Regions from separate parts of the Homo sapiens genome. Here regions 1, 2, 3 and 4 are each linked to region 5. The links are chromatin loops, found by intact Hi-C in ENCODE. Cell type or tissue: ovary. All regions are shown on one strand.

Region 1 (5,000 bases), 110 kb after region 5:
TGCAGTGGCTTGACCTCGGCTCACTGCAACTTCCACCTCCCGGGTTCAAGCGATTCTCCTGCCTCAGCCTCCTGAGTAGCTGGGATTACAGGCATGCGCCACCATGCCCAGCTAATTTTGTTTTGTTTTTTTTTGTTTTTTTTTTTTTTTTTTTTTAGTAGAGACGGGGTTTCTCCATGTTGGTCAAGCTGGTGTTGAACTCCCTACCTCAGGTGATCTGCCTGCCTCGGCCTCCCAAAGTGCTGGGATTACAGGCGTGAGCCACTGTGCCCAGCCTATTATTATTATTTTTGAGATGGAATCCCACTCTGTCACCCAGGTTGGAGTGCAGTGGTGCGATCTCGGCTCACTGCAACCTTTGCCTCCCGGCTTCAATCAGTTATCCTGCCTCAGCCTCTTGAGTAGCTGGGATTACAGGCTACCACAGCCTGGCTAATTTTTGTATTTTTAGTAAAGATGAGGTTTCACCATGTTGGCCAGGCTGGTCTCAAACTCCCGACCTCAGGTGATCTGCCCACCTCAGCCTCTCAAAGTGCTGGGAGTACAGGCATGAGCCACTGTGCCGGGCTCTTTTTATTTTTTTTGAGACGGAATCTCACTCTGTCATCCAGGTGGAGTGCAATGGCACAATCTCGGCTCACTGCAATCTCTGCCTTCCAGGTTCAAGCGATTCTCCTGCCTCAGCCTTCCAAGTAGCTGGGACTACAGGTGCACACCACTATGTCTGGCTAATTTTTGTATTTTTGGGTAGAGATGGGTTTTCACCATGTTGGCCAGGCTGGTCTCGAACTCCTGACTTCAGGTGATCTGCCCGCCTTGGCCTCACAAAGTGCTGGGATTAAGGCCTGAGCCACCATGCCTGGCCTGTTTCTGAGGATATTAATTCCTGCCCCAAATGCCGAGTTCCTGCAGCCTCTGCCGTGCTCTGTTCTCCATGCTGGGACGGTGCAAACAATACAGACCCAGGCCCCGCCCTTACACTGCCTCCCTCTGCATGCGCTCTTTTGCATCTGTTCTTGTGGGCTTTAGTTTCAGGGTGTGTAGTAAGTGCCACTCTGCATGTGCCCGTGTGTCCCCGAGCTCTCTGGGACTCTGCACATTGGTGTCCTTCCTGTGTGTCCTGGCCCATCCACAGGCACACTGCAGGTGACCTCCATGCCCAGCCTCTATGCTTGTCTATGTCTAGAAGGGGAGAGCTCAGGGGCTTGGGGGAGAGCAGAGGGGTCAGGTGGGCCCCGGAGCCAGTGTGAGCTGCAGTGGAGACCCCTGGCCCATTCTGTGGGTGCATTCTCCCCCAACCCCACATTGTAGAATGCTCCCAGATGACCTCCCTGGGTTTCCGTGAGCTTGTAGGATTGAGACTCCTTGTATAAGGCTGCTGGGCAGCCCTTATCATTCCATTAGGGAAGGCATTGGTGGCCACGGGGAGAGAGACTCCCAGGGTCACCCTGCGACTTGCACCAGAACATTCTATTTGTTCAGCTCTTGTGGAGGCTGGATCTGAGCTGACCGCTGGGGACACAGATTACTGTTCAGGCCTATCTGTGCCTTCAGGGTGCTCCCAGTGTTGAGGTGGAGACAGGCACAGATGCAAGGGTTTCAGTGGATTGTGGAAGTCTTGCTAAGTTGGAAGGAGGGGAGCAGGGGCTGCTGTGGGATTCACAGAGGACACTTGGGAGTCCAGGACTTCCAGGAGGAGGTGGCTCCCAGGCTGACTTGAGATGATGTTTTCTGCCCACACTGGCGGGGGGTGTCTGAGGGGATTTGGGTTTCTTCTCAAATGAAATGCAAACGGGGTCTCAGGTGGCCTGGCCTTGACCCCTGACTGTTCTCAGGCACCTGGGTGCTTATCTAATCTCCATGGGCTGGCCTGGGGAGGTGCGAGGGTGCCAGGAGGAAGGCGGGGCGCTCCTGGGGAGGCAGGTGCTGTGGCTGGCTCCCTGGGTGCCCACCTCCTGCTGCCCATGAAGGCCTGGCTCACTCTCCTTTCCCATCTAGGGAGACTGCACGAACTGCCTGTCCCCAAGCCGAGGGGGACACCGAAGCCGTCCGAGGGGTATGTCGATCCCTGAGGGGCTTTCCTGCTTTGGAGGTCCTGGTGGTGGGAATCAGGGTACTCTGGGGCCGGGTAGGGAGAGAGGCTTCCTGTGGATGGGCAGGGCGGGGCTCAGGAGGGGAAGGAGAGCTGGGCCCACACCCCTTCTCCTGAGGCTCACCCCGGGATTCCTGCGGCCAGTGCCTGGCCCCCTCCCCAGGTCCCTGCTCCTGTGGGCAGTGCCCGGTGCAGGCAGCCACCTCTGGTACCCGTTGCCTCTCCAGGCTCCTTTGCCCTGTAACATGGGAGGCCGAGGCTTGATTATAGAGTTGATTTGAGGCTTAGCAGCAGAGTATAGAAAGACCTGGAAAAGCTCAGCTGTAGTACCAGTCCCTCAGGTCCTGCAGCACGGGACCCTGCTTCACGTGGAGGACATCTACTTCAGCTGTTATTTGAGGGCCATGCTTCCCCCATGTGGTCGGTCTGTAGGGAGCCAGGTGGGCCATGGCTGTGCCAGTTGTTAACGTTTACTGAGTCCCTGGCACTGAGCAGGTGCCCCAGTGCCCCGCCCAGTGCTGCACTCCATAGCTCACTGCATCCTTACACCAACCCTGTGAGGCAAGGATTATTAAGGTCCCCATTGAGTGGAAAGGGAGACTAATACAGAGGGAGGGCAGGTGACTTTCCCAGGGTACATGGATTGTAGGTGGCAGAGCCCCTGGTCGATCCTTTCCTGGGCTGGGTTAACAGCAGCTCTGTGACTTGAAGGTTCACATTCTCTGGGCCTCAAAGGCTGTGACTGTAACATTCCATTTCAGACTGTCCCCATGGGGATGGGGGTGGGAGAAGGGAAACAGCCGTTTCTCATCCACCCCCTTTGAAGTAGAGTCAAAACTGTCTAGAGAGAGAAGGAAGCTGACCCTTGCCTCTGCTAATGGTTTCTGCTGCTTCCCCCCTCCTCCAGGACACCAGCCCCCAGGAAGGACCCCCCATGGATCACGCTGGTGCAGGCAGAACCAAAGAAGAAGCCAGCCCCACTTCCCCCAAGCAGCAGCCCGGGGCCACCAAGCCAGGACAGCAGGCAGGTGGAGAATGGAGGCACCGAGGAGGTGGCCCAGCCGAGCCCAACGGCCAGCCTGGAGTCCAAACCCTATAACCCCTTTGAGGAGGAGGAGGAGGACAAGGAGGAAGAGGCTCCAGCTGCACCCAGCCTGGCCACCAGCCCTGCCCTGGGCCACCCGGAGTCCACACCCAAGTCCCTGCACCCCTGGTACGGCATCACCCCTACCAGCAGCCCCAAGACAAAGAAGCGCCCTGCCCCGCGCGCACCCAGCGCGTCCCCACTGGGTGAGTGCCTTTCCTGGAGCTCTCCTGACAGTCGGAACTCGGGGGTGGGGCCCGGGCCTGGGGAGGGGGTGTGGTGGGGCAGAGCCTACCAGGCCAGGCACCACGTGTTTCATGGGTGACTTCTCATTTAATCCTAGAGCAAACCTGTGAGTAGGTATCGTCACCTCCACTTTGCAGGTGAGGAGACTGAGGCACAGAGAGGCTAAGTAGTTTGCCTAAAGCCTCTCAGTGCTTAAGCAGGAGAGGCAGGATTTGAACCCACGGAGTCTGGCCCGAGTCCATCTCTTCACCCTCCCTGTCGTGCTCGTTAAACGTGCTGTCTAGTGGTGTGCTCAGTGCAGCGAGGGGCTCATGGAAAGGAGGCGTTTGCTTGAATCCTGCCTAACTCTGTCACTGTCGCTGCAGTTCCTGAGCGACCTGGGCTCTCACCTGGCCATGTGTGACCAGGTGTAATGACTCTGACTGTCCCTGAGTCTGTCTGTAGTCCTCCATGTGACATGGTGGCTCAGCTCCAGGCTGCTGGGCCTCCTCCGCCCAGTGCTTCCCCCCTCACCCAGGAACGCTGGAGTTTTTGGCCCTCACCTTCTCCCAGTCTTCTGATACCCTGAGCTGGGTTTTTGGCCCTAACCTTCACCATGGCTGGGTCTGGCCGCCTCTGAGAGTTCCATGGGACCCCCTCTCACAGTGGGGCAAGAGCATGCCAGAGCTGGCAGAGGCAGGTGCTCAGGGGGTCTGAGCGGAGCCCTGGGACCCCAGCTGAGGCTGGCCTGTCTGGGTGGAAGTGGTGGGCAGCTTCAGGGGACAGCAGAGGAGCATGAGCTCTGGAGTCAGATACAGTGGATTCAGTCCCACCCCGTGCTGGGGCGAGTGCCCTCTCCTCTCTAAGCCTGTTGCCTCATCTGGAAAATGCAGATAATGTGTTTGGAAGCATCATATCCATCAGCCACGAGGAGATAAATTGGTGCCCGGCAGTGCCTGTCCCAGAGCTGGTGGCTGCGAGGGCTGCGTGCTCCTCCCCTCTGCCTCCGCACTGCAGATCAGGGGCAGAGGAGGGGCCACCTCTCTTCCTCTGGCATTCCCAAGGTGGTTTTGCTGTGGGTGCCCTCATGGGGGCTATGGGGAGTGTGGGGAAGTGGAGGCAGCAGGCAGAACGCAAGGCGGGCGGGTTGGACTCGGGTGGCTGGATGCACCTCATGACTTCCGTCCTGCCGGGCGTTTGCTGTTCCCTGGGCCTTGGCCCTGTCTCGATGTGGAGGGCTTGGGTTTCTGGGGCTGCCTGCGGCTCTGTTGAGAGTGGAGCCGGGAGGTGGGGCTGGAAGCCCTTGTGGTGCTCCCCTTGTGAGGTGTCCTGGTGCTCGTCCGCACAGCTCTCCACGCCTCCCGCCTCTCGCACTCGGAGCCGCCCTCGGCCACACCATCGCCAGCGCTCAGCGTGGAGAGCCTGTCGTCTGAGAGCGCCAGCCAGACTGCAGGTGCAGAGCTTCTGGAGCCGCCAGCTGTGCCCAAGAGCTCCTCAGAGCCTGCTGTCCATGCCCCTGGTACCCCTGGAAACCCTGTCAGCCTCTCTACCAACTCCTCCCTGGCCTCCTCTGGGGAACTAGTGGAGCCTAGAGTGGAA
Region 2 (5,000 bases), 140 kb after region 5:
ACTTACGACCACCTAAAATTCTATATATTTTATTTTATTGTTATCCTTCTATATTAGCTGTATGATAAGAATTTTTGCTGGTTTAATAAAATTTCTGCCCTCTGTTAAATATTTTTTCCTCTTTCTCTTTTTTTTTTTTTTTTTTTTTTTTTTTTTTTTTTTGAGATGGAGCTTCCATCTTGTTGCCCAGGCTGGAGTGCAGTGGCGCGACCTCAGCTCACTGCAATCTCCACCTCCTGGGTTCAAGGAATTCTCCTGCCTCAGCCTCCCAAGTAGCTGGGATTACAGACATGCGCCACCACGCCCGGCTAATTTTGTACTTTTAGTAGAGACTGGGTTTCTCCATGTTGGTCAGGCTGGTCGTGAACTCCTAACCTCAGGTGATCTGCCCACCTTGGCCTCCCAAAGTGCTGGGATTACCGGTTTGAGCCACCTCATTTTCTTTCACTGCTGTATCCCCAGCACCTAAAACAGAGTCTAAGGCACATGGTAGACTTAAAAATGTTGTTGTTGGAAAAAAACAAAAAAGTTGTTGAGTAAAAGAACACATGAATACTTGTTCATCATGTTTCAGGGGCTGGAGCTACAATTGTGGGCCGAAACAGGCACGGTTCCTGCCTGATGAAATTCATGATCTGGAGGGATAGATGGGACACCAAATAACTGACTACAGCTTGTGCTAAGCCCAGTGAAGGAAAATGTGTGAGGGCACATAACAGTTGATCCTACTGTGGTGGTGAGGAGCAGAAGTCTTCCTCGGGAAAGTTGAAAGTGTGATCTAAAGGATGCATAGGAGTTAACTACTCTAAAAATTTTAGTTCTTTGACTTTTGGCAAGGTGTAGCACCTTGAACCTTCCCCTCCCCCCCGCCCCGCCCCGCCCCCGAATAAGGCATATGCAGTAGAATTTTGAAGCTTTCTGAACCCCAGGCTCCTTATCTGTAAAGGAAAATAGTGCTAAGCCACAGGTCAGGTACGGGGGAACTGAGTTACAGAGGGTAACTACCACCATTCTTCTCTCATCCTTTAACTCAGGGGTCCCCAACCCTCCGTCCGTGGACTGGTACCAGTCCCTGGCCTGTTAGGAACCGGGCCGCACAGCAGGAGGTGAGCGGCAGGCTAGCGAGCCTCACCGCCTCCTTTCAGGTCAGTGACGGCCTTAGATTCTCATAGGAGCGCGAACCCTATTGTGAACTGCGCACGCGAGGGATCTAGGTTGCACGCTCCTTATGAGAATCTAACTAATACCTGATGATCTGAGGTGGAACAGTTTCATCCCGAAACCATTCCCCACACCTCCGTCAGTGGAAAAATTGTCTTCCACGAAACCGGTCCCTGGTGCCAAAAAGGCTGGGATCGCTGCTTTAACGGACTGACCTCTGAGCAGCTCGCAGGTCCCCGGGGTGTAAGTGATGGTCTTGGGGCGGCGCCGGAACCCAGTTCCTTTGGTCACTACCTCCATCTGCTTCTGTGAAGCCATGGGAGGACTCTGAGGAGGGAAAGACGCAATGACACACCCCCTGTCTCCTGTCCCTAATCTCTGTTCCCCGACGCCCAACACCCCCAGAAGTCTGGAAGCGGGGATCGAGCCAGAGAATGATGCCGCCAGTTAATATTGCGACAGTGCCCAAACCTCCCATCCAGACACACAGATACACACACACAGTCCTCATTCTGACCCAGCGCCTGTGGCAGGGAAGTCTCCTCGGGAGGGAGTGTTAACACAGCCATGGTCACAACAGTACCCACTGAGTGATATGCCAAAATTGAAATTTCACCCTAAGACCCTCTCTGGGTGCTCCCCTCTCCACATAGAAGTGGGCTCCCGGAGGCGGTGACCACTGCTTTACAGCCGCATCCGCACCGGTGCCACGCAGAAATACTGCGCGATCTGGGCTGCTGGAGCTGGCAGCTAGCGCCTCTCGCTACTATAGAAACGCGCACACACCAGTCAGCGCATGCGCACTTTCCCCGCTCTGTCCTGCCTCCCGGAAGTGATTTCCTCTGGGTTACGGCGCAGGCGCAAGATAAGCTAGGAGCCGCGCGAGTCGTAGTGTCGCTGTTTGCGGGTCTCCGCGCGGGACCGGGGCGCAGCGGGGTCGCTGAGGCGAGGGTGTCATGTCAGACAACGAGGACAAGTGAGTGCGGGAGCGGAGTGGCCTTTGCGGCAACCTTGGAAGGGGCGGATGAGGCAAGGCTTGGGTCGGCTGAGGAGCCTGGCGTCTAGGGGCAATGTCTGAGGGGACTGGGGTCCTGAGGGGGCCGGCGGAGCCGAGGAAGGGAAGGGCGGGCGACCCAGGAGCACAGCCCCGGCTGGAGGCACAGGAGGGCCCAGGCTCGAGGGTCCAGAGGGGATCCGTAGAAAAGGTGTCCTTCAGCAAATGTTCCAGCGAGCCGGGCTCTGTATCATGCAGTGGGAATATTGAGGTGAATGAACAATCGTCCCTGCCTCTCCACGTGCTCACTTTCTAGAAAAGGGGTCACAGGCCCATAAGTAAGCAAGCAAGCAGGTAACGGTGGTCGCGTGAGCTTCCCCAGTTCTAGACGTATGTAGTATAGGAGTACTCCAGAGGAGGGTCTGGGGCAGCTCCACCGGGTGGCATTAAATAAAAGTCTGGGACGGTCCTTTGCAGTAATTTTTTTTTTTTTTTGAAACAGAGTCTTGCTCTGTCGCCCAGGCTGGAGTGCAGTGGCGCGATCTCGGCTCACTGCAGCCTCCACCTCCGGGGTTCAAGGGATTCTCCTGCCTCAGCCTCCCGACTAGCTGGGATTATGGGCGTGCACCACCACGCCTTGCTAATTGCTTGTAGTTTTAGTAGAGACGGGTTTCACCATGTTGGCCAGACTGGCCTCGAACTCCTGAGCTTGTGATCCACCCGCCTCGGCCTCCCAAAGTGCTGGGATCACAGGCGTGAGCCACCGTGCCCGGCCTGCTTGTAGTAATCTAGATGAGAGAAGTCAGTAGCTTATAGTAGGGTGGTAGGAGTAGAGGTGGTGAGAACTGGTTTTGAATTCTGGATATATTACTATTTTAAAGATAGAGCCCAAAAATTACCTGTGGGATATGTGGGTGCAAAGAGAGCTAGTCTGAAGATAAAAATAAGAAACGTGTGGGATTGCTACCCCATTCCCAGTGAGTGTCAGTAGAGAAGAGGAGATGACCCGTGGCTGAGCATTAGGGCATTTGGACATTGAGTGCTTGGGGGAAAAGAGAAGCCGGGGAGGTGGGGGAACACCAAGAGGGTGAGGTGTCCTTGGAGTCAAGTGAGGAGAGCAAGTGGCCTAATGTGCCAGCTGATAGATCAGGCTAAATGAGAAGGAGAGTTGGCCATTGGATTTAGCAACGTGGAGATCATTAATGAGCTTGGAAAGTGGTTTTGATGGAGCTGTTGGGGTGAAAGGCTTTTTGGAGTGAGATTATGACAAAATGGGAAGAGAGGAAGATAGTGAGGGTGGACAGCTCTTTCACACATTTTTGCTTCAAAGGACACCATGGAATTAGGGCTATAGGGGGAGAGAGAAGAGAAATAAGGGTTTTTTTTTTTTTTTTTTTAGATGAGGAAAAGCACATGTTGAAATGCTGATGGGGCCGGGTGCTGTGGCTTACACCTCTAATCCCAGCACTTTGGGAGGCCGAGGAGGGTGGATCACCTGAGGCCAGGAGTTCGAGACCAGCCTGGTCAACATGGTGAAACCCCATCTTTACTAAAAATACAAAAATTAGCTGGGCATGGTGGCGTGTGCCTATAATCCCAGCTACTCGGGAGGCTGAGACAGGAGAATTGCTTGAACCCAGGAGGCAGAGGTTGCAGTGAGCCAAGATCACGCCATTGCACTCCATCCTGGACAACAGAGCGAGACTTTGTCTCAAAAAAAAAAAAAATGCTGATGGGAATGATCCAGTAGAGAGGGAAACAGTGATGATGAATGAGTACTAGCAATATTTGGGGGCAGATGGGGAAAAATTGAAGGGGTAAAATGGAACAAAAGTCGGATTTACTTCTTCTTCTTATTATTATTTTTTATTTTTTGAGAAGGAGTCTCGCTGTGTCACCCAGGCTGGAGTGCAGTGGGGTGACCGTGGCTCAGTGCACCCTCCGCCTCTCGGGTTCAAGCAATTCTTGTGCCTCAGCCTCCTGAGTAGCTGGGATTACAGGCGCCCACCACCACACCCGGCTAATTTTTTTGTATTTTTAGCAGAGACGAGATTTCTCCATGTTGGCCAGGCTGGTCTTGGACTCCTGACCTCAAGTGATGCACCCACCTCGGCCTCTCAAAGTGCTGGGATTACAGACGTGAGCCACTGCACTCAGCTGATTTACTTATTAAGTAAATATTTATTGAGTGCTTCCTACATACTGGGCGAGACACAGATCTCTGCCCTCTTTGATTTTTTTTTTGTTTGTTTTTTGTTTTGCGGTGGCGGGGGGGGGTTTTGAGACGGAGTTTCACTCTTGTTGCCCAGGCTGGAGTGCAATGGCGTGATCTCAGCTCACCACAACCTCCGCCTCCTGGGTTCAAGTGATTCTCCTGCCTCAGCCTCCCAAGTAGTTGGGATTACAGGCATGTGCCACCACCACTCCCGGCTAATTTTGTATTTTTAGTAGAGACGGGGTTTCATCATGTTGGTCAGGCTGGCCTTGAACTCCACCCGCCTTGGCCTCCCAAAGTGCTGGGATTACAGGCTTAATCCCAGAGCCACAATACAAAGCCACCATGCCCGGCCTCTGAATTTTTTTTTTTTTTAATTTTTCTTATTTATTTTGAGACAGGTTCTTGTTCTGTCACCCATGCTGGAGTACAGTGGTGCAATCTTGGCTCACTGCAACCTCCACCTCCTGGGTTCAAGCAATTCTTGTGACTCAGCCCCCCAAGTAGCTGGTATTACAGACATGTGCCACCATGCCCGGCTAATTTTTGTATTTTTAGTAGAGATGGGGTTTTGCCTTGTTGGCCAGGCTGGTCTTGAATTCCTGGCCTCAAGTGATCCGCCCACTTCAA
Region 3 (5,000 bases), 150 kb after region 5:
ACTCCTGATCTCAGGTGATCCTCCTGCCTCAGACTCCCAAAGTACTGGGATTACAGGCATGAGCCACCACGCCCAGCCTTTTCTTTTATTTTTTTAGAGACAGTTTGGCTCTATCACCCGGGCTGGAGTGCAGTGGTGCTATCATAGCTCACTGCAGCCTCAAAACTTCTAGGCTTAAGTGATCTTCCCACTTCAGCCTCCCAGGTAGCTAGGACTACAGGCTAATGCCACCACACGTGGCTAATGTCTTAATTTTTTGTAGAGACAGGGTCTCACAAAAAGACTCCTGGCTTCCAGTGATCCCCCTGCTTCAGCCTCCAAAGTGCTGGGATTACAACTAGCCACATTTCAAGTGTGTTCAGTAGCCACATGTGGCTACTGGTTACCATAAAGGATAGCACAGGGGGATAGGACATTTCTGTCATTGCAGAGCATTCTATGGGGCACACTAATATAGGCTAAAAGTGGCCCAGTAGAAAGAAGAATTCATAAGTTATTTTTAAAACAAATAGACTGCTTATTTGCAAGTTAAACAGTCTTTCAGCACTGAAGAAAGATACTGCATTAGCACTTGATAGGATGCTGAGATGATTAAAGATGTAGTCCCAGCCGGGCGCGGTGGCTCACGCCTGGAATCCGAGCACTGTGGGAGGCCAAGGTGGGCGGATCACCTGAGGTCAGGAGTTCGAGAGCAGCCTGGCCAACATGGTGAAACCCCGTCTCTACTAAAAATACAAAAATTAGCCGGGTGTGGTGGCGCGCGCCTATAATCCCAGCTACTCGGGAGGCTGAGGCAAGAGAATCGCTTGAACCTGGGAGGCGGAGGTTGCACTGAGCCAAGATCGTGCCACTAATCCAGCCTGGGTGACAGAGTGAGACTCTGTTACCAAAAATAATTAAAAAAAAAAAAAAAGACATAATCCCCAGTCCTCCAGGTGTTTTCTGGTGGGGGAGATAGACCTGTGCACAGGTACCCACAACCCAAGGCAGATGCGAGTGGTGCTTTATGAAAGGTACAAAGAGAGTTATTGCAGAGGTGACTGGGAAAGCCTTGTGAAGGGATTAGAATTCTAGTGGGGACAGGTAAAGAGAGTTGGTTTTGTGGGTACTCCAGGTGCCAGAAACAGCCCAAGGAAAGGTCCAGGTGGAGGCAGGCAGTTGTGGATTTGTGATGAGGGATCATAAGCAGCTTGGGGCATAAGGCTGGAGAAGATGACACTGGTCCTGTGAGTGACAGGTTCAGAAGATTAGAGTTCATTTGGTGGGCAGTGTGCAGCACTTAAAGGTTTTGAGGCCAACATCCAGCATCCAGGCCACTCATAAATCCAAGTGTCCTGTTTTTCTTTTCTTTCTTTCTTTCTTTTTTTTTTTTTTTTGAGATGGAGTTTTGCTCTTGTTGCCCAGGCTGGAGTGCAATGGCATGATCTTGGCTGATTGCAACCTCTGCCTCCTGGGTTCAAGGAATTCTCCAGCCTCAGCCTCCTGAGTAGCTGGGATTACAGGCACACGCCACCATGCCTGGCTAATATTTTGTATTTTTAGTAGAGACGGTGTTTCACCATGTTGGTCGGGCTGGTCTTGAACTCGTGACCTCAGGTGATTCACCTGCCTTGGCCTCCCGAAGTGCTGGGATTACAGGCGTGAGCCACTGTGCCCAGCCAAGTGTCCTGTTTTTCTTGGGGAGCAAAGCTTGATCCAGCTCATTCCAGTCTTTAGTGCTCTTTCCACTTAAGGGCTATGACACCATCTGGTGGCTCCTTGCCTGCTGTAAGCTCTTGTACAGCCATAATGGGACTCTGCACTTGGTAGGTGCAGGTGGAGTCTCACTCTGTCACCTAGGCTGGAGTGCAGTGGTGCCATCTCGGCTCACTGCAACCTTCACCTCCTGGTTCAAGCGATTCTCATGCCTCAGCCTCTCGAGTATCTGGGACTACAGGCATGTGCCACCACGGCCGGCTAATTTTTTGTATTTTTAGTAGAGACGGGGTTTCACCATGTTGGCCAGGCTGGTCTCAAACTCCTGACCTCAGGTGATTCACCTGTCTCAGCCTCCCAAAGTGCTGTGATTAGAGGCGTGAGCCACTGCACCTGGCCAGAACAACTGTTTGTTGGGTAGGTTTTGGATGGGGTTTCAGTCTGGTTCATTAGCACCACCTGGTGGCTGATGATGTTTGTCACATCTACTTCTTAACTGGATGGTTGATGTGTTTCTCTGTAGAAGCCATGGTGCAAGAAAAATTAAATTACTTAAGGACACATTCTTGCACATTCCATGTGCATAATAGGTGCGGAATGAGTGAATGCCCTTGAATTATTTATATTTTGAAAGAAAGCAGGCACATGCAGATCAGGTATTTTGCCACATTCTTTAAAGCTTTATATTTTGGGAAAGTTTAAATACTTATTAAGAGAGGATATAGGGAAAGTTAAATACTTCATCTCTGCCCTTGGGAAATTTTCAGGCTTTTGGGAGTAATATAAATCGAAATATTTAGTAATAAAATTAGTAAGCTGGTAGCTCTCAGACTAGCTGATTATCAGAATCATCTGGGCAGTTTTGCAAATGCAGGCTCTCAGGCCGCTTCACTAGAGATTCTATTCCGGGGGTCTGGGGAAGGACCCAGGAACCTGTATTTTTTAGCATGCTCTCCTGTTAATTCTGGATTTGTTGGTGTGAACCTGAGCTGGAATCATCAGGGGTGGCTTCCTAGAGGAGATGGGCCTAGAATTGGCATCCCTTTGCTTGGTGGTAGAGTCCCCACTGTGGGCCAAGTGTTATGCTGGGGGCTGGGCCTCCGTGGTGAATCACATGTGGTTCTGGGCCACTAGGAGCTCATGGTCTAATGTGGAAAGTTTCCAAACAAGTAGTTACAGTTCAATGAGATTGGTGCCAAGAAAAGTATATGCAAAATGAGTCCAGGTACTGAAGAGTCAGCACACGATTTCCAGGGTGGAGACATCTGAACCTCTCGCAGGTTTTTAGGGAGAGGAAGAGCTTGTAAGAGCACACAAAAGGGAAACAACATGGCGCATCTAGGGAACCAGAAATAGTTTGGTATGGCTGGAATGTGGAGTAAATACAGGAAAGTAGCACGGGACTGTGCTAGGAAGGCAAACAGGGACCAGACTGCACTCTGGCCTGATAGCCAAGGGGAGTCATGACAGTGTTGTAAGCAGGTGAGCCCCCTGACTGCTGGCCTCAGGTGAAGGGTGGGGAGGGCTGGGCAGGAAGGGCAGGGCCTCTACTGAGGTGTTGTGTCTATAGAGAATGGAAATGATGCCGGGCATGGTGGCTCATGCCTTTCATCCCAGCAATCTGGAAGGCTGAGGCAGGCGGATTGCTTGAGCCCAGGAGTTCGAGACCAGCCTGGGCAACATGGCGAAATGTTAATTTCACCCATCTATACAAAAAATAAAAAAATTAGCATAGCTGGTGGTGTATGCCTGTAGTCCCAAGCAGGAGAATTGCTTGAGCCTGGGAGGTGGAGGTTGCAGTGAGCCACGATCTCCCCATTGCACTCCAGTCTGGGCAATGGGAGTGAAACCTTGTCTCCAAAAAGTAGAGAGAGAAAATAGAAATTGAAATGAGGTGCACTGGGCACTGAGGCAAGGCTCTGGGGTTGGAGCAGTTAGAATGGTGTGCCTTTGCACATGTCTCCCTTTCCACCAGGACATTCTGCTGTGGCCGCTGGACTCCGGAGTCTGTGATAGGCCTCTGCCAGGGAAGATCTCTGGCAGTGCCCCTACACACCACTCCCTACTGTGCCTGCCTACCTAGAAGATGACGTTTCTAGGTGGGGACCAGGATGCCGTTCCACCCTCACTGCCTGTTGGGCCCTTCTCCCTGGGTTTGTAGTCTCCCTAACACCTGTCCCTATCCCTACAGGATGTGTGCCCCTGTGATGGTGGAGCTGGAGGGGGAGACAGATCCTCTGCTCATTGCCATGAAGGAACTCAAGTAAGTCACTCAAATCATGGTTCACTTCTCCAAATCTCTGGGAGGCATCTGTTGGGCTCTCTGTTGCACCCTTTGCTCCCACTTGCCTGGCTGGAGAAGTTGATGCTTATTCCTACAGATCCTTAGGAACAGCTCACCAGGAAGTAGGAGGAAGAGAGAAGAGGAGGCAGGGAAAGTGGGAGGGCACTGATGAGACATGGACGTCTTCTGGCTGTTGGAATTTCCCTGTTCCTGCTGCAGGAGGCCTTACCAATATTCTGTCATTCTTCCCCCTCTTGTCTGATATAAAAACTTTCTTTTTCTTGTAATTGCTTTCTTACAAAGTACACTCATCAGCCCCAAGAGGCTGCTCCTAAGACTTCTCTTTGCTTGTGTTTTGCACACAATCTGTTCCTTCTGCGGCAGAGCTGGGGTCACCAGCCCTCATGTACTTGTGACTTCTCCCCTGCCACAGGGCCCGAAAGATCCCCATCATCATTCGCCGTTACCTGCCAGATGGGAGCTATGAAGACTGGGGGGTGGACGAGCTCATCATCACCGACTGAGCTGGAGTCATCTTCCTGCCCTTGCCCCATGCCCAATTTTCATTCTCACTTTATATGTGTAAATAATAAAATATTCAACTTTCCAACCCCCTTCCCCTCTGCTTATCTGCAATGTCACCACCTGTTGCTTCCCCGTTACCGCCATGCTGCGTGGAGCATGCACCTATTCCAGTGGCCCTGTGACTGTCAGCTCCTTAAGAAGCACCAGGGGCCCTTAGCCCCTTTGGATCCCCCACATCCTTCCCTCCATCTCCCTGTTCCCCAGAGCAAAGGCTGCTGCAGGGGAGACACCTCAGCTGCCTTCCAAGCAGACAGACAAGTCTTTGTGCCCAGGGAGCTGGTTGCCACGGAAACCCCCAATTTCCTTTCCAGTGGGGACTGGCTGCAGGGGCTTCTCCCTTCTCAGGAGTATCACAGAGCAGGTCTCATCAAGCCACCCATTGTTTCCTAAGGACCTGCTTCGAGCCTCTTATCGTGGGCTCGGATCCCCTTTCAGG
Region 4 (5,000 bases), 120 kb after region 5:
TTTATTGAATGACTGAGTGCATCAGAGACGGAATTCAAGGAGACTGTCTCTTTGCCTGGGTCCTGCTGGCCCTGGAGTGCTGGCCTGCTTTCCATGTTCCCAAATATGAGGCTGCTGGGGTCTCACGTGCCCTCTTCCCAGGCTCACCCTCTGTCATGTCTCCTTCCCTTTAGTCCTCCTGCAAGGAGAATCCTTTTAACCGGAAGCCATCACCTGCAGCGTCCCCAGCCACAAAGAAGGCCACCAAGGGATCCAAGCCAGTGAGGCCACCTGCCCCTGGACACGGCTTTCCACTCATCAAACGCAAGGTACCAGCTGGGAGCCCCCCGAGACCAGGCTGGCCTGGGCTGGCAACCCCCACTCTGCAGCTGCAGTCTTCCCCTGGGACTCTAAGGAGGCTGGCTGGCTAGGCAGTGGGCCTCAGATGCTCAAGAGAGCACTCTTGGCGGCCCAACTGGAAGGTCTAGCTTGCAGCCTGGAGGGATTTGGAGCAGATCAGCCCTTCACCACCAAAAGCAGTGGGTGGTGCATTTAATTTGTTACTAACAAGTTCAAGTATCAAGCACTCATGATAACACTGCTACTTAAGCTGATTAGAGTGTTCTCAAGTTTATCTCTGTAATAAGGTCACTCTCACTGACATTGTGATACCCTTTCTGGAGTGGCAGAGAGGAGGCGTTTCCGTGAAGGGCAGGGAGTCATGCCACCTTCTGGAGTGTCTGTTGGTGCTGGGACCAGTGGCATGCAGGGTTGTGGCTGTCCCCACACTGGCCCCTTCCCCACTGGGACCCTGCCTTCTTACCATGCTGGGGTGGGGGACAGGGCCCGGGCCCTGGAGCCACCAGTGGCCAATGCTGGCCAGAGAAGAGGGCAAGGCTCCTGGCAGCAACCAGGCAGGCCGTCAGGTGACCAGGCACTGTTGGGCAGGTCCAGGCTGACCAGTACATCCCTGAGGAGGACATCCATGGAGAGATGGATACCATTGAGCGCCGGCTGGATGCCCTGGAGCACCGTGGGGTGCTGCTGGAGGAGAAGCTGCGTGGCGGCCTGAATGGTGCGGGAGCGGCTGGGAGGGCCTGCTGGGTGGGGCTGGGGGCAGGAGCCTCTATTCCCCGGGGAACTGAGCCAGGCATGGCAGCCAGCCCTGGCCTCAGTGGGTATCTGGCTTCCAGAGGGCCGTGAGGATGACATGCTGGTGGACTGGTTCAAGCTCATCCACGAGAAGCACCTACTGGTGCGGCGAGAGTCCGAGCTCATCTATGTGTGAGTCCCCCCGCCTGGGGCATCCCTCCCTGGAATCCGTAGAGCTTAGAATGGAGAACCCTTACCCTCTTCCCTCATCAGTAACAGCGCAGGGCAGGGCAGCCGGGGCTCGGGCAGAATTGTTAAGAGTCACCTTATTCCCACCCCTAGCTTCAAGCAGCAGAACCTGGAGCAGCGCCAGGCTGATGTCGAGTATGAGCTCCGGTGCCTCCTCAATAAGCCAGGTGAGTGCAGCCACTGGCACTCCCCTGGCACCTGCCCTGGGGCCTGGTGACACGGAGGAGTGGGGGAGCGGGCAGACAAAACCCCAGTAGGATGCACAGGCAGACTGGGGACAGGGCCAGAGGAGGAGGTGCGGGGCAGGGCTGTCTGGGTCACCCCCAAGGATGGGAGAGACTGTAACAGGCAGTAAGCTGGCTGGGGCTGTGGTAGGAGAAGGAACCGCACAGACAGTGTAGGGTGTGGACGTCCGAGGGACCAGGGATGACAGGCTCTCAGTGAATGAAGATCAGGCCCAGGACCAGCCCAGCCTGTTTTGTGCGTGGGTCAGACTGTTCCTTCTTCTGCCACTAACTTGCTGTGTGACCTTGGGCAGGATTCTTAGCCTCACTGAGCCTCAGTGGCTTCAGGTGTAAGATGGGAATGAAGGTCCCCACGTCCTCGGGTGTTCTTGGGACCAGGAGACAGTGGACGTGGACTCTGTACCCTCTGAAGGGCTGATGGCTGATGGTTACCATGTGGCCGAGTTGGGGTTTGGTGAGGAGGGCTCCTCACACGCCCTGTGACCGTGGAATGCAGTGAACCGCAGCTGCAGGCAGAGACCCCAGGACTATGGAGATTCCAGAGTTGGGAGCCAAAGCTTTTGACCACTTTCTTATGGCTCAGGCATGGTGCCAGCCCTGGGCAAGGGCCATCTTGACAGATGGGAAGTGGAGGGCCAGAGAGGTCAAGGGACTTGGCTGTTGGTGACGGGGCTGGGCTTCCATCCATGTCTCTGATCTGGGGCTGTCCCTGCACACACAGCCCCTCCAGACTGTGGGGATGGTGGCAGGGGAACTGTCTACTGACTGGGGAATTTGGGAGGCTGGAGTGTCCCAGGGGAAGCCACAGAATGTCCCAGGCTTCCACTGCCTTGTGTGAGTCACTCCCAACTCTGCAGGAGGCTGGGGCGTGGCCACCACTCAGAGCCACAGCGGCGCCCTGTGGCCAGAGCGGGCACGGCTCCTCTGCCTCCCTGGCTAGCCCGGCCCCAGGGCTTACTGTGGCTTTTCCAGCCCCCGTGTGGTGGCTGTGCGTCCCGGGCTTGTCAGCCTGTCCCGGATGTTGCTTTTGGAAGGTGAAGCTGGTGTATGAGGCTCCGAGTACAGTACACCATGAGGGCCATTGCTTGGGGGCATCAGGCTGCCAGGTTCAAATACCAGCTCCACCTTCACTGTGTGACACTGGTCAAAGATTTCATGTCCCTGAGTCTCAGTTTCCCCACGTGTAGACTGGGGACATAACTTACCCAGGCCCCAGATATGGAAAATGGCAAAGTGGGATTCAAACTTGGGTGGTGATTTGGAGGCCCTGCTCTGTCCCCAGAACCAGGTTGGGCCACCTGCTCCTCAATTTTGGCAAGGTGAGGCCATAGGGGAAAGGGGCAGTGGCTGAGGGGGCTTCAGGATATTTATTTATTTATTTTGGGGGGGGGTATTTATTTATTTATTATTATTATTTTTTTTTTGAGACAGAGTCTCACTCTGTCGCCCAGGCTGGAGTGCAGTGGCGCGATCTCGGCTCACTGCAAGCTCTGCCTCCCGGGTTCACGCCATTTTCCTGCCTGAGCCTCCCAAGTAACTGGGACTACAGGCGCCTGCCACCACGCCCGGCTAATTTTTTGTGTTTTTAGTAGAGACCAGGTTTCACCATGTTAGCCAGGATGGTCTCGATCTCCTGACCTTGTGATCCACCCACCTTAGCCTCCCAAAGTGCTGGGATTACAGGCATGAGCCACTGCGCCTGGCTCTATTTATTTATTTATTTTATTTTATTTATTTATTTATTTTTATTTTATTTTTTGAGATGGAGTCTCACTCTGTTGCCCAGGCTGGAGGGCAGTGGCACAATCTCGGCTCACTGCAAGCTCCGCCTCCCCAGGTTGACACCATTCTCCTGCCTCAGCCTCCCTAGTAGCTGGGACTACAGGCACCTGCCACCCCGCCCGGCTAATTGTTTGTATTTTTAGTAGAGACGGGGTTTCACCATGTTAGCCAGGATGGTCTCGATCTCCTGACCTCGTGATCCACCCGCCTCCGCCTCCCAAAGTGCTAGGATTACAGGCGTGAGCCACCGCGCCAAGCCCTGGCCCTATTTGTTATTATTATTATTTTATTTTATTTTATTTTTTTGAGTCAGAGTCTCGCTCTGTCGCCTAGGCTGGAGTGCAGTGGCACGATCTTGGCTTACTGCACGCTCCGCCTCCTGGGTTTACGCCATTCTCCTGCCTCAGCCTCCCGTGTAGCTGGGACTACAGGCGCCCGCCACCACACCCGGCTAATTTTTGTATTTTTAGTAGAGACAAGGTTTCATCGTGTTAGCCAGGATGGTCTTGATCTCCTGACCTCGTGATCCGCCCACCTCGGCCTCCCAAAGTGCTGGGATTACAGGCGTGAGCCACCGCACCCGGCCTATTATTTTTTTGAGATGGAGTGTCACTGTGACATCCAGGCTGAAGTGCAATGGCGTGAACTCAGCTCACTGCAACCTCCGCCTCCCAGGTTCAAGCGATTTTCCTGCCTCAGCCTCCCCAGTAGCTGGGATTACAGGCGCCCACCACCACGCTTGGCTAAGGATATTTACTTTTTTTTTTTTTTTTTTGAGACAGAGTCTCACTCTGTTGCCCAGGCTGGAGTGCAGTGGCGTGATCTGAGCTCACTGCAACCTCCACCTCCCAGGTTCAAGCAATTCTCCTGCCTCAGCCTCCCTAGTAGCTGGGATTTCAGGTGTGTGCCACCACACCCCGCTAATTTTTGTATTTTTAGTAGAGACGAGGTTTCACCATTTGGCCAGGCTGGTCTCGAACTCCTGACCTCTGGTGATCCACCTGCCTCGGCCTCCCAAAGTGCTGGGATTACAGGAGTGAGCCACCGGGCCCGGCCTAGGATATTTATTTGAAGCCAGGGAAGCCTGTGGCGGTAGATGTTGTGGAGGGAAGGCCAAGTGTGGGCACTCATCCCTGGAGCCTGCAGGCTGGGGGAGGGGGAAATACTAGGGCCCCAGTGGGCCCCTGGGGGTGGTCCTGTGGGTTGGCTGGGGCCTTGAGAGGAAAGGAGGCAGGAGGGGCAGCAGGTGTGCCCAGCTTCAGGGGAGCCTCCTGCTGGGCTCCCTGCCCCCAGCATCCCCTCTAGTCTACCTTCCTCCACAGCCTTGGATAAATGTCCCAGTATGTCACTTGGGTTGTGTTGCTTCTCCTGCTGGAGGAGCCCTGGGGTTCCCTGTTGTCTCCTCGCCCCTGCCCCACTCTGTCCCTCCTGAATCTTGCCTCCCGCCAGAAGCCACCTAGTGAACATTTGTTGAATGGATGAATGAACATGAGCATGAGACCCTTGGTGCTGCCCTGTTCTTGCAGTAGGTGCTGTGCTGGCCCTGCTGGGGCCCCTTGCAGGGCTCTTTGGTAGGCAGCCTGGTGTCCTTGGTCTCTTCTGTCACAACTTTCTTTTCCCTAAGAACTTGTAGGCCCTGGCCGGGCGCGGTGG
Region 5 (5,000 bases):
CCTCTAGATATGGTGCCCTGGTCTTCATGGATGAATGCCATGCCACTGGCTTCCTGGGGCCCACAGGACGGTGGGACCATGTGGCACCTGAGGCCTGGGGTGGGGCTTCTGAGGGTGGCTGGGAAACGAGGAGGCCAGTCCCCAGCATGATCCATAATCCCTGGGCTCTCAGGAGGCCAGTGACAGCAGCGGTGGCTTCCCTTGCAGGGGCACAGATGAGCTGCTGGGTGTGATGGACCAGGTCACCATCATCAACTCCACCCTGGGGAAGGCCCTGGGTGGAGCATCAGGTACCTGCAAGGTTGTGTCCCTGGGGTCCCCTTGTCCTTTTGAAGGGCCCTGGAGGGGCTCAGGGAAGTGGGGAGGGCAGCATGGACTGTACTTTCAGGAGGGGGTTGGGTAGGCTCTGGCCCCTGACCAACCCCTCCCCCCACCTCTTCCCTTCTTCTCAGGGGGCTACACGACAGGGCCTGGGCCCCTGGTGTCCCTGCTGCGGCAGCGCGCCCGGCCATACCTCTTCTCCAACAGTCTGCCACCTGCTGTCGTTGGCTGCGCCTCCAAGGCCCTAGATCTGCTGATGGGGAGTAACACCATTGTCCAGTCTATGGCTGCCAAGACCCAGAGGTGCGACTCCCAGCAGGGCAGGCTCGGGGGCGGAGAGACGTGGTGAGAGCCAGCCTCATGTGTCTGCCCAGGCCCACAGACAGCTCTGTGCCCACCGGGTCTGCTTCTGCCTGTTCCCCTCCCTTCTCTCTGTCCCTGCCTCTCCCCTCTAGCTTCTGTGTCTCCTTCTTATCCCTCCTGTCTTTCCACCTCCCTTGTTGTTCTCCCTGCCCCCTGCCTGGCTCCCCTCTGCCTCTTAGAGCTTGTAACTGTCTTTGTTGATCCTTCTTGCAGACTTGGGCATAGACCTCGGGCCTGGTCCCTGCAAGGAGCGGGTGTGAATGCTCCACGGCCCCTTAGCTACCTGTGACACCTTGTGCCCACAGGTTCCGTAGTAAGATGGAAGCTGCTGGCTTCACTATCTCGGGAGCCAGTCACCCCATCTGCCCTGTGATGCTGGGTGATGCCCGGCTGGCCTCTCGCATGGCGGATGACATGCTGAAGAGAGGTAAGGGTGCTGAGACAAGGGAACTGGTGGTGGGTCCTGAGAGAAGAGAAAGGGAAACCCCTAGACTGTGACCCAGCCCCGTACCCAGCCACGCTGCGGCCTCTTAGGCCAGCTGTCTGTCTAAGCTTGAACACCCCAAGCCATGAGGCAGTCCCGAATCTGAGACCTGGGGCAGTTCCCTTGCCCTCTGTGTTCTGCCCCCAAGCCTGTTGGTTCTGGCACGCCCTTGCTTTCTACCCTCCCAGGCATCTTTGTCATCGGGTTCAGCTACCCCGTGGTCCCCAAGGGCAAGGCCCGGATCCGGGTACAGATCTCAGCAGTGCATAGCGAGGAAGACATTGACCGCTGCGTGGAGGCCTTCGTGGAAGTGGGGCGACTGCACGGGGCACTGCCCTGAGCTCTGGGTAAGGACGAGAAGAGCCAAGGTCCGCCTACTGCCACAGGGTCAAAGGAGGTTTTCGATCAGCCCAGACCAGAGGCTCTGAGCCCTGAACCAAAGTCCCAGAGCTGGGCTGGGACGTGACCTGTGCTGAGGGCTGTGAGAATGTGAAACAACAGTGTGAAAATTGGCTGTGACACTCTGGTCTGCTTTATTGTCTCTGGGCAGGCCCAGTCCTGTGGCCGGTTGAAGAATCAGGCAGGAGCCAGGGCTCTGAGGGGAGGCGCCTGAGGACTGCAGATCTCCACTGACCTCTTTCCCTAGATTAAGATGGGACCCAGTGGCCGGGCACGGTGGCTCAGGCCTGTAATCCCAGCACTTTGGGAGGCCAAGGTAGGCGGATCACCTGAGGTCGGGAGTTTGAGACCAGCCTGACCAACATGGAGAAACCCCGTCTCTACTAAAAATACGAAATTAGCCAGGCGTGGTGGCGTATGCCTGTAATCCCAGCTGCTCAGGAGGCTGAGGCAGGAGAATCGCTTGAACCCGGGAGGTGGAGGTTGCGGTGAGCCGAGATCATGCCATTGCACTCCAGCCTGAGCAACAAGAGCAGAAGTCTGTCTCAAAAAAAAAAAAAAAAAAAAGCTGGCACCCAGGCCTTTGGGAGATAGGCCCAGTCCACCGTTTGTCTCGGGTAGTTTCTGTGCTGCTGTGGAGGGCTGCTGAGAACTAGCCCCACAGGCCTTTTACCCTGCCACTGCCCGCTACTCTGCAGCCCCTGAGTCTAGTCTTAGAGTCTAGCTTCTTCCTTCTCCCCACTGGAAGATGTCCTGTAGCTGCCCAGATAGGAGGAGGCTGGGTGTCCATGTTTGGAAGGAGAGGCAGAGGATTCAGGCCCAAAAGAAAAGAATGAGGATCACCCCTGGGGAAGCTCCAGACAGTCTGGAACCCTGTGTTCGCGCCCACTCTCTCCCTGCCTTACTCTGGCTTTCGGCAAGCTCCAGTCCCTGTGTGTGCCTCAGTCCTCCTGCCACTATGCCTTGAGGTCTGAGGTCCTTCCATCTCGCTCATTCCAAGGCCTACGATGATCAGCCACCAGGGGGTGCTGCGAGCACGGGCCGCGGCCGCCGGCTCGCCCCGCCCCTCCAGACTGGGGGCCTTGGGCCGCGGCTGTTCAGGCTGCCCAGCAGTCAAGGCCAGGAGAGGCGATTTGCTGCTGCCAAGGCCCCATCCTCCCTTGTGCCCCACAACGGCTCGCCGCTTTCCTGTTGGAGGGGCCTGCGGGAGGAGGGCGGTCTCTCCCTGGCGACCTTGTGGACCCCTTGTGGGGTGGGGAGTGGGGTCCCCGCAGCTCCACCCTCAGCGTGGTGTGACCTTGGGAAGCTCTTAGTTTGCTTGGGACAGAGGACGAAAAGGCCCTTTATCATTAACGACATGAAACTAGCCCTACGTCTCTCTCTGACGTCCTGCACCTCCAGCCCACCCATTTGCCTGTTATCTTGGGATGAACAATGTAATATGAGCTGGGCTCTGGCCCAGCCCTGCAGGATCTGAAAGCTGGGATTCAGGGAATCCCAGCCTGCGATCCGGAGGACCTTGCTGCTGGGGTCCAGGAGCTGGGGGAGGGGGGGTGTGGGGGGTCGGTGTGAGGGTGGAAGGCAGCCTGGCTGGGGTAGCTGTGGCCACATTAGCGGCAGGAACATTTGCAGCCCACCACCACCGGCTAGGGCACGTGGCACCAGGCGCGCTGCTGCAGGGGATGTGCACAAGGGCTCAACCAGTAATGTCGAGCCAGCAGCTGGATGAGCATGGTCTGCTCTAGCCAGCAGCTCATGTTAAGCGCCACGGGCAGCTGCGGGGTGACGTGTGGCAGTCGGTGTGCTGCACCCGGCGGGGCCAGAACAGAGGGCCCAGGTCCACCCAGACCGACGTGAGGCGGCACGAGGCGAGATCCAGACAGCGGCGCAGAAAGTGCGTCGCCGCCCCTGTGGCTCCCAGGAGCCGCCGCTGGCGTTGCCCTGCTGCGCTGGCAGCGCCGCGACCCCCTGGGCTAGCCGATCGCGGTAGGGCTCCACGCCGTTGGCCAACCCGCGGCTCAGCGTGTCCTGCTGCACCAGCCCGGGTCCGCCGCCGCGCTTCTTCCGCAGTCATCCAGAAGGTGTCTGTAGGAGGCGCAGCAGCCGCTCTGGGTGCACGTGTTTCGGCTTGGGCGCCTACCGGTAGTCGCCGGCCGCCCACGACAAGCTGTAGGGCCACGCGGGGCGGGAGGGCCGGCCGTGGACCAGCTGCAAGTCTGCGTTCTGCAGAATCAGAGGCTCTGAGGACCGCCCCAAGGGCGCAATGTCCTTGTTCTCTGCGTCGCGCACGGGGTTCAGGGCCGCGGGCTACCAGAAGCGGCAGTAGGAGTGGATGGAGGTGGCACCGGGCGCACCCAAGGTCTAGGCTCACGGCCGCGCTCTTTATGGCCGCCTGTTCCTTCCTCCTTCCCTCCACCTCCGCTCTCATATCAGCTTAGCCTTGCCGCTGCTGGGAGCTCATCGCCCTAGGCCAAGAAGGACCTTGTGGGCAGGGGGCTCCCAAGGGCCAGGAGTGCGAAGTCATGAATCTCAGATGCTTTCCAGCCCGTTCCAGGGTTCAGGCATGCACATTCGTCCAGGCTTCTGGGAGTCTAAGGGTGCGTTACTTTCACGCAGTGGTTGCAGGTCTGTCAAAGTTTCTAAAATCCCACCAAGCTGAGTCTCGCCATTCAGGGATCATAAGAGTCTACAATTCCTTTGCGCAATTCAATTCTGAATTCAATTCAGAATTAATTCAATTCTGGCCGGGCGCGGTGGCTCATGCCTGTAATCCCAGCACTTTGGGAGGCCGAGGCGGGCGGATCACGAGGTCAGGAGATCGAGACCATCCTGGCTAAAACGGTGAAACCCCGTCTCTACTAAAAATACAAAAACAAAACATTAGCCGGGTGTGGTGGGCGCCTGTAGTCCCAACTACTCGGGAGGCTGAGGTGGGAGAATGGCGTGAACCTGGGAGGCGGAGCTTGCACTTGCAGTGAGCTGAGATCGCACCACTGTACTCCAGCCTGGGCAACAGAGCGAGACTGTCTCAAAAATATATATATATATTAATTCAATTCTGAAGCTTCTGAATTCAGGTTTGGCAAGTCTAGATTAGATTCCTAATAGTTTCAATTCCGTGAGACTCTGCTTCCAAAAATTGAGGAATTTCTGCATCTAAAGAAGGTGACATCAGGCTCTATAGAGGCACCTCTGAGCCCTCGTGAAAACCCCGGGGCCTTTGAGGAGCTGGTTCTTTTCTTTTCTTTTTTTTTTTTTTTGAGTCTTGCTCTGTTGCCCAGGCTGGAGTGCAGTGGCACAGTCTCCGCTCACTGCAACCTCCGCCTCCCGGGCTCAAGCCATTCTCCTGCCTCGGTCTCCCAAGTAGCTGGGATTACAGGTGTGCACCACCATACCTGGCTAATTTTTAGTAGAGATGGGTTTCACCATGTTG

What was found. A loop is a pair of places that touch in the nucleus more often than their neighbours do. Peaks named below come from ENCODE experiments on the same cell type or tissue, not always from the same donor. Only the 100,000 strongest peaks of a DNase experiment are listed, where the experiment ranks them.
Region 1: a loop joins it to region 5, with 2.2 times the contacts of the local background. A loop is called at or near these places in 34 of 110 quality-filtered maps.
Region 2: it touches region 5 in a loop (4-fold over the local background); 92 of 110 quality-filtered maps call a loop at or near these places.
Region 3: it touches region 5 in a loop (4-fold over the local background); 93 of 110 quality-filtered maps call a loop at or near these places.
Region 4: a loop joins it to region 5, with 2.8 times the contacts of the local background. A loop is called at or near these places in 34 of 110 quality-filtered maps.

What each region holds. Positions count from the first base shown.
Region 1 is chr22:37,922,662-37,927,661 of GRCh38, forward strand. MICALL1 (MICAL like 1) reads left to right here. Exons shown (of 16, transcript NM_033386.4): 7 at 1,999-2,056; 8 at 3,000-3,382; 9 at 4,750-5,000. Among named protein-coding and RNA genes, the nearest start is that of MICALL1, 19 kb to the left of the region's middle. In ovary, no CTCF peak of the experiment used is centred here; no DNase peak of the experiment used is centred here.
Region 2 is chr22:37,951,671-37,956,670 of GRCh38, forward strand. It overlaps C22orf23 (chromosome 22 open reading frame 23), which reads right to left and starts at 1,931. Exons shown (of 7, transcript NM_032561.5): 1 at 1,778-1,931; 2 at 1,377-1,488. The coding sequence starts at 1,479. POLR2F (RNA polymerase II, I and III subunit F) reads left to right here and starts at 2,029. Exons shown (of 5, transcript NM_021974.5): 1 at 2,029-2,137. The coding sequence starts at 2,118. RefSeq lists a silencer at 2,195-2,264. In ovary, no CTCF peak of the experiment used is centred here; a DNase peak (open chromatin) is centred at 1,981; H3K4me3 peaks cover 2,077 bases; H3K27ac peaks cover 300 bases.
Region 3 is chr22:37,963,213-37,968,212 of GRCh38, forward strand. It overlaps POLR2F (RNA polymerase II, I and III subunit F), which reads left to right. Exons shown (of 5, transcript NM_021974.5): 4 at 3,887-3,958; 5 at 4,413-5,000. The coding sequence ends at 4,503. MIR6820 (microRNA 6820) reads left to right here and starts at 4,351; the gene lies at 4,351-4,412. RefSeq lists enhancers at 1,694-2,193, 4,427-4,927. In ovary, a CTCF peak has its summit at 2,162 (motif pointing left); a DNase peak (open chromatin) is centred at 2,139.
Region 4 is chr22:37,931,626-37,936,625 of GRCh38, forward strand. MICALL1 (MICAL like 1) reads left to right here. Exons shown (of 16, transcript NM_033386.4): 10 at 174-308; 11 at 928-1,054; 12 at 1,173-1,263; 13 at 1,414-1,487. Among named protein-coding and RNA genes, the nearest start is that of C22orf23, 19 kb to the right of the region's middle. RefSeq lists enhancers at 1,407-2,209, 2,210-3,011. In ovary, a CTCF peak has its summit at 2,506; a DNase peak (open chromatin) is centred at 2,466; H3K27ac peaks cover 1,367 bases.
Region 5 is chr22:37,815,211-37,820,210 of GRCh38, forward strand. GCAT (glycine C-acetyltransferase) reads left to right here. Exons shown (of 9, transcript NM_014291.4): 5 at 1-70; 6 at 208-290; 7 at 453-624; 8 at 990-1,111; 9 at 1,357-1,687. The coding sequence ends at 1,508. Among named protein-coding and RNA genes, the nearest start is that of GALR3, 5.7 kb to the right of the region's middle. RefSeq lists a silencer at 2,494-2,713 and an enhancer at 3,882-4,433. In ovary, CTCF peaks have their summits at 2,589 (motif pointing right) and 3,661; DNase peaks (open chromatin) are centred at 2,631, 2,901, 3,261 and 3,661; H3K4me3 peaks cover 1,305 bases; H3K27ac peaks cover 1,914 bases.